2 separate regions of the Homo sapiens genome follow, and region 2 is linked to region 1. Evidence: chromatin contacts called from ENCODE Hi-C data. All regions are on one chromosome and are shown on one strand. The core of a region is the stretch at or near the end of the contact, and the rest is flanking DNA. Distances in the headings are between cores, read along the strand shown. Region 1 holds the start of PGD (phosphogluconate dehydrogenase). Region 2 overlaps CASZ1 (castor zinc finger 1).

What was found. A loop is a pair of places that touch in the nucleus more often than their neighbours do. Pooled maps may share reads with other maps.
Region 2: a map of B cell shows a loop between it and region 1 (8-fold over the local background). The contact joins the enhancer-like site here to the promoter of PGD in region 1. A Hi-C loop is called at or near these places in 2 of 168 maps with a recorded cell type or tissue (B cell and naive thymus-derived CD4-positive, alpha-beta T cell), 2 of 37 single-sample maps with no recorded cell type and 8 of 50 pooled maps.

What each region holds. Positions count from the first base shown.
Region 1 is chr1:10,396,930-10,400,740 of GRCh38, forward strand. It overlaps PGD (phosphogluconate dehydrogenase), which reads left to right and starts at 2,135. Exons shown (of 13, transcript NM_002631.4): 1 at 2,135-2,196; 2 at 2,700-2,775; 3 at 3,464-3,643. The coding sequence starts at 2,189. RefSeq lists an enhancer at 1,523-1,832 and silencers at 2,313-2,632, 2,725-2,901.
Region 2 is chr1:10,697,483-10,701,293 of GRCh38, forward strand. The region is part of intron 3 of CASZ1 (castor zinc finger 1); the gene reads right to left. Among named protein-coding and RNA genes, the nearest start is that of CASZ1, 97 kb to the right of the region's middle. Within about 2 kb of position 2,114, at least 5 of the 41 ENCODE cell types and tissues checked have a DNase peak (open chromatin) inside an H3K27ac peak, as active enhancers do.

The sequences.
Region 1 (3,811 bases), core at 885-3,384:
CACACACACAAAAGAAATGAAAACAACAATTTGTACATGAGTTCAAAACAGAATTATTTATTTCCCAAACTAGAAACAATCCAAATGTCTATCAACAGATAAATGGATAAGCAAATGATGACACAATTGCATTAATGGAATACCACTCAGCAATGAAAAGGAACAAACCACTCATACCTACAACACAGATGAGCCTCAGAAACGTGATGCTAAGTGAAAGAAGCCAGACCAAAAAAATTATATGCTATTATTCCATTTCTATGAAATTTCTGGAAAAGGCAAAAACCATGCAAAGTAGATCAGAGGTTGGCTGGGGGTGAGAGCAGAGACTGACTACAAATAGGCCCAAGGGAACGTTTTGGGGTGATGGAAGTTTTCTATAAGTGGATTATGGTGATGGCTACACAACAGTATAAATTAAAGGTCATCCAAATGTGTACTTACAATGTTTGAATTGTATGACATGTAAATTATCTCATTAAATCTGTATTTTAAAAAAAGAACTGTGCTGTGAAGTTTGACATATTTTAAAGTAGGATGTCTTAGCCGGGCATGGTGTTGCATGCCTGTAGTCCTAGCTACTCAGGAAGTTGAGGCTAGAAGATTGCTCGACCTCAGGAGTTCAAGGCTGCAGTAAGCTATGGTCATGCCACTGCACTCCAGCCTGGGCAACAGAGCAAAGACCTGGTCTTTATAAAAATTAAAAACCGGCCGGGCACAGTGGCTCACACCTCTAATCCCAGAACTTTGGGAGGCTGAGGTGGGTGGATCACTTGAGGTTAGGAGTTCGAGACCAGCCTGGCCAACATGGTGAAACCCTGTCTCTACTAAAAATAAAAACATTAGCTGGGCATGGTGGCACACACCTGTAGTCCCAGCTACTTGGGAGGCTGAGGCAGGAGAATCGCTTGAACCTGGGAGGTGGAGGTTGCAGTGAGCCCAGATCGCGCCACTGCCCTCCAGCCTGGAGACACAGCCAGACTCCATCTCAACAATGACATCAAAAAAAGGCCGGGCACGGTGGCTCACGCCGGTAATCTCAGCACTTTGGGAGGCCAAGGCGGGCGGATCACGAGGTCAGGAGTTTGAGACCAGCCTGGCCAAGATGGTGAAACCCCATCTCTACTAAAAATACAAAAATTAGCTGGGCGTGGTGGCGGGCGCCTGTAATCCCAGCTACTTGGGAGGCTGAGGCAGGAAAATTGCTTGAACCCGGGAGGCGGAAGGTGCAGTGAGCTGAGATCACACCACTGCATTCCAGCCCGGGCGACAGTGCGAGACTCCGTCTCAAAAAAAACAAAAAAAATCTAAAACTCAAACTTCTGAATAACAATTTCCTCCTAGCAAGAAGGGACTCAGTAAGATAAGAAGCGCTGCTTGGCTACTTTGCAAATGTCTGGCTTAAGATGGCTGGTTTTTTGTATCTGCCTCTGCATTTAACCTGGTCCATCTCGCGGGTCACATAGCCTCTACAAAATGAGAAGGGGTTCAATACCGTTAACTCCGGGCCTGGGTAAAAGACTCAAGTCCTGACCCCATCATACTCCAACCAATACATACCCCGCCTGCGCTGTCTGCGCCTGGGTCTCTTCAACCGCAGTGAGCGGTCGCACGGCTCCACATCAGGGTCGCCCTGAGGCTCAGCCTTCCCCGGCCCCATTCCGAGTGCGCACAGGACTGAACGAGCACGCCCGGTCCCTGCTCCGGAGCGGAGGACACGACGCGGACCCGCACGGTGCACCGCAGTGACCTGAGGAAGGAGCGACGGGCGCTCGCGCCAAAGGCGTCCGAGTGCCTGGTAAACTGTAAAGCGCGGTCCTGCGTGAGTTGCTATGGCTACAGCTGCGCCAGGCGGACGGCCTGCAGGACCGAGGTGCAGCTGGGACGAGCGGAAAGCTCTGCGCGTGGGCGGGGAGCCCGGAGCCTCGCCGGGGCAATGTCATCTAGGTGCTCGGCGCTCCACTGATCCGGCCCCCGGGGGTGGGCGGGCACGTTTGCCTCGGATGGTCTAACAGGCGTCGGGGAGAGCCAATGGTGTGGCTTCATGGCTCCACCCCCTTCCATTCGATTGGCCGGCGCCGAAAAGCCGGGCGTGAGCGGCCGCAGTTTCTGGAGGGAGCCGCTGCGGGTCTTTCCCTCACTCGTCCTCCGCGCGTCGCCGCTCTTCGGTTCTGCTCTGTCCGCCGCCATGGCCCAGTGAGTGACTCGCCAGGGGCAGCCCGGCTCGGCCTCAGCGGGCGGGGAACTCTTTGGGGGTCGAGATCTCCCTCGTTCTCTCCGACGCCTCCCACCCTGGGGGTCGCCTGAGCTCACTTGGGGCTCTGTGACCCTGGCCCTACGGCGTCTCGGGCCCAGAGCTCCTTCCCTGCGGGCCCGGCCCCCTGCCCTCTCGGCCGCGCAGGCATGGGGCGGGGCGGGTCCCTTCGAGGGCCAGGGAGGAGGCGCGGCCAGGCCTCGCCGAGTCTGCAGGGACACCTGCGGGACGCGTGCCAGCGGGAGCCGGGCGCGAGGGCGGGGCTGGGGGCCGCCTGCCCGGCCGAGGCTCTGCAGCGTGCGCGCCCGGCTTCTGGGGGCCCGCGGGAGGCGCGGAGGAAAGTGCAGACTCCCAGTCACGGCCAAATGTGGAAGGACCGGACCCCTGGGTTGCAGCGCGTCGAGCGGTGCTGACTCTTTCCTTTGTTCTGTTTCTGCCTCTCTAGAGCTGACATCGCGCTGATCGGATTGGCCGTCATGGGCCAGAACTTAATTCTGAACATGAATGACCACGGCTTTGTGGTAAGCGGCGTGGGCGCGTTGTCTTCTCTCTGGTTCCCGGGCGCTTTAGCCGAGGCCGGCGATAGGTTTGGGAGCTTACGGGTCTCCTGGCCGTGCTTTGCTAATGTGCTCTGTTGCTGCTCGTGGCATTTTTGTATGGAAAGGAGAAGCACCCTGTAGGCGTGGGCGGGCCGATCCCGAACTTAGTCCTGCGGAGTGTGCCTGTGGGTCCGTGAGGTTCACAGCCCGAATGAACGAATTAGTGTCTTAAGTAGAGAAGAAGGGTGCGGGAGGAGAACCCTTGCTGGCTGTGTAGAGCTCTAACTTGATTGCCTGATGAGATCTGGGGAGAGTGAAAATGTTTCTTCTAAATGTTAAAGTGGCTTAGACGCCAGGATGATCAATAACAACAGATAGAGCCTGTTGAACCGGCCAGTTCCTGGATTTGATTTTGAGTCCTAACACGTTGGGTGTGGATTCTACCTGACACACCGGGGGTAGTTGGCCTTCGCCTCGGTTGTCCGCCGTTTTCATCCTACTGAGGTGACATAACTTTACAGTGAGCCTCCCACAGCTGGGGGAAGAAAAGGCAAAGGCAGGTCTGACCTCCCCAGAACTTGGGTTGAATGGAAAGGTCATTGTTACTTTGGCCACAGTCTGAAAGTCTTGTGTGTCCTGGATCTCCTACTCAGGACTTTTGTCCTTCTAGGTCTGTGCTTTTAATAGGACTGTCTCCAAAGTTGATGATTTCTTGGCCAATGAGGCAAAGGGAACCAAAGTGGTGGGTGCCCAGTCCCTGAAAGAGATGGTCTCCAAGCTGAAGAAGCCCCGGCGGATCATCCTCCTGGTGAAGGCTGGGCAAGCTGTGGATGATTTCATCGAGAAATTGGTGAGGCCAGCTGTGCTCTCAGCTGCTACCACGATAGCAGCTGTTTTTGGTTTCTTCCTTTAGTTCTCCTTCTTTTAACTCTAGAGATTTTTTTTTTTCAATTTCTGCTAAGCTCTGACCAAATGATTGCTTAACTGTTGCAGTGTTGGTTAACTTGATAAGCGCTTA
Region 2 (3,811 bases), core at 864-3,363, 300 kb after region 1:
AAGAAGTGGAAGGCAACCCAGCGGTTCCCCCCAACCCAGGCTCCCCACATCAGCACCAAGGAAAGCCATCTGCCCTTCCTGTCACACTGCTATCGCTGGTTCCTGTTACCCCCCCCGCACCCCCAAGTTGCCCACCTACACTCTCTCCCTCCCGAGCCTGGGGCCTTCTCACTCACCAGCCTGTTTACACACCAGGTATCTCATGCTTTATCTGCTCTCATTTTGAATTTGTAACTTTCACATAAACTTGAACAAAGCTCCTTTTGTTATTGCACCCCACCCCAGGATCCCAATAAACTGGTTCCATCTGAGGCGACTGGGCCAGGGCACAGAAGCCTTGGCCAAAGGACTGCGTGTGCCTGCGAACAAGCATGTTCGCACCTGCGAGGGAGTCCGTGTGTTTGCGTGTGAGCCCGCTCCGGGGCCGATGGAGGGAGGGTGTCGGGAAAGCTGTGAGCCAGCGAAGTGGACGGGAAGCATGGGGGCCGAGGGAGGGCAGAGCCAAGGCACCACGGCATGGCCACGGGCACGGGAGGTCGTGGGCCACAGACAGGTGGGTGTTGGGGCAGGGGGTCAACAGGATGAGAAGGAAACAAAGGGGAGAAAGGAGCCACAGAGTGGGTGGCGGAGCGAGGGCCGCGCCGAGTGTAAGGCAGACGCAGGGATTGCATTATGGCAGGAGAGGGGCTGGCACAGCCGCACGCTCGGCCCCGTAATCCTGTTAGCCAGCAATCTCCATTCCGAAAGAGCTTCATTTCTTTGTGAATATTTGTAAACTAGATATCTAATGGAAAATTATAGGAAAATTATAGTGAAATTCATGACGGAGAAATCCGATTATCCCTAATTCAATTATGCCATCTTAGCCCACACAGCACATTTCCCATTTTTTTCCCATAAATACCGATGCCAGGGGTCCCGGTAATCAAATAAAATTGAAAATCATCTTCCCATTAAATTCAATTAGCCGCAATTTCTAAAGCCTATCAGAGATTTTAATTACTAAATTATAAAATTCTCCAATGCTAAATTGAAACCAAAAAAATTGCACATCCTTATATTTCAGAGAAAAAGAAAGGCCAGCAAAATCCTTGAAAAATGCCCTCTTCTCTGTGGCCGGCTCCGAAGCAGGCTCCCCACCTGGAAGAGGCCCACCATCACTGCCTACTTGTCCAGCTGGGGATGAAGCCAAGGGGCCAAGGAGGGTCCCTGGCAGGGGAGGGCTGAGGGGGACTGGCTTAACAGAGGGGCAAGCCGCACCTCCAACCCCAGCGAGCTCCTCCAAACTGGCCTTCCTCTCGTGGGCTCTCCTGGCTCCTGAGAAGTCCTCAGCTCTGTCTCATACCAGGAAGCCTCTAACTCCCAGTGTCACCTTCTTGGCCCATGAATTGGGCTCAGGCTTAGGTCACAGCTTGGCCTCAGGGCTCTGTGTGGCTCCAGCACAGCGGACCGGACCGGAGGCAGCCAGCTCTTACCCAAGCACTGGCTCTCCAGCCACTCAGCTCCCCCACCGCTCCCCCACCCATGGCCTGGCCTGGGTTGGGGGTGGGAGCAAGATGGAGCCTGGGGTTGGGGGTGGACAGGTATCACACATGGCTCCATGGCCCAGAGGCTGCTTGCTCCAGGGCGTTCTCAGGGGCCCATGAGGCCTGGCAGGGTACCAGCCTTCGGGGAGAAGAGCTGGGGATCGACATGGCCCAAATCTGGCCTCTCCCTGCACTTCCAGCTCATCCTCCGTTCTCCTTCCCCTCTCCTGGGAAGTCAACGGCCCTGAACTGGCCAGGAGGAACGCCCTTGTGCCCTGGGAGAGGATCACACTTTCCCCCCATTTCCTTTTAGGGAAGTGCTGGCCACAACCCCAAACAGTAGCCCCTCCTCTTCCCCCAACCCCCACATCCCACTTACCCTGCTCTAAAAGGTGCTCTCAGAGTCAGTAGAGCCTGGGGATGTGGCATCGGTGGGGGCATAAAGTGACCCAAGGTCTGAAAGCCAAGGTAGGTTGTTGGGTGGGCAGCTGGCAGCCCTGGCAGATCCAGGACAGTCGGCAGAAGTCTTGCTGGCAGCCCAGCACCCAGGGAGCCGGGAGCAGGTTTAATTTGCCAGGCAGCCAGGAGTGCCAGCAGGGGAGGCACCCGCAAACAAAACAAAAACAAAAAAGTTAATTATCTTTGGCTTTTTCTTAATAAATATCCAAACTGGCCCGGCCGGATCCTCCACTTTGGAGGGAGAGAGAAGGAGGAAAAAACCCCAAACCAAAATCCAACAGACTGATTCTCTTGTGTCTCCCTTCCCCTTTGTCTCACCCTTGTAGGTTTCTCTTATCAGAAGCAGCGACGGTTTCACATTAATTTCCCAGTTTTTGTGAGTTCAAGAGTGTGGCCACAAAAACTTTAAAAAAAAGTTTTGGGGTGGAAACGTGGAGTGTGAGAGAAGAGAGAGGTAGGTGGGAAGAAAAAGGTGAGAAGAAACAGAAGAGAAGCAGAGACAGAGAGAGAGAAAGAGAGACAGGCAGAGAGAGAGAGAGAAACAGAGACAGAGAAAGAGAGAGAGAGACAGAGAGAGAGAGAAAGAGAGACAGAGAGAGAAAGAGAGATAGAGACACACACACACACACACACACACACACACACACACAGAGTATGAAGCAGGGACCTGGGCTAGTTGGGTTGCCCTGTGGGCCTGGCCCAGCCTGTGGCCCCAGCCCGGGCGGGGACCTGTTCTGGAATGTTGGGTTGGCATTTTGTCTCAGTTACAATGATCAGCTGCAGAAGATATGGGATTTCTCATTTTAAGCTCTGAAACCACTTAGGTTTCTCTGGCTACTTCAGTTACCCTGTTGCTGCTGGTTCCTGCTCCAAGCCTCCCTTCTAGGAGCAGGGCTGGGGAGAAGCCAAGGGAGGGGTCCCAGGAGGGGAGGCCCGCTGTCCTTATGGGAGGTGTGAGGTTTTCTATGTGGAGCTGCCAGCGTACTTGGGGAGAAGACACGTGTGCTGCTGCCTGAGTCTAGGTGTTTGGATGGTGTATGTACACGCCTGAGCCTGAACTGTCAGACACACATGATAGGCACATGTGTGTCAGGGGTGGGGTGGGGGTTAGCCAGGACATCAAGCAATCCCTCATGGAGCACCAGCTCTGGAGTCTCAGTACCTGGGTTCACACCGCAGCTCCATCTTCTACAGGCTCTGCTCCCTGAACCCAGGCACTGACCCTCTACCTTCCCAGCATCTTCAGGAAATCATCGTTAGTGGAACCCTAGGTCTGCTGATAGTGGGGGACAGAGAGGGACTGCTAATGAGTACAGGGTTTCTTCCTGGGGGAATGAAAATGTTCTAAAATTAGATAGTGGTGATGATGGTACAACCTTGTGAATATCCTAAAAACCACTGAATTGTACATTTTAAAAAGGTGAATTTTATGGTATATGAATGATATCTCAATAAAGCGGTTATTAAAAAGTGGGGGAAAGACGGGGGATCATATTAGCACTTCCTGAATAGAGTTGTTGTCACACAGCACTCAGCCCGCACACAGTCAGTGCTCAATAAGGATTAGCTGTTAATATGGATCAGTCCAAGGCCTGGGCTGGTGTCCATGGGTGTATACCATTGGTGCTTACAAATATCTACTTGGGCCCCTGATGCCAGGGCCAGCAGGTTGTCAAGGAGCTGAGCTGCCCCAGGTGTCTGGTGGGGCTCCTGGGCAGCTGCTCCCTGGCAGGGAAGCGGGTACGTGGCCCTCCTCCTGCCTCCTGCCCGGGTCCCTGGAGAGGAGGCTGCCCACCGTGGCAGCCGGGTTCCCGTGCGCACTCTCC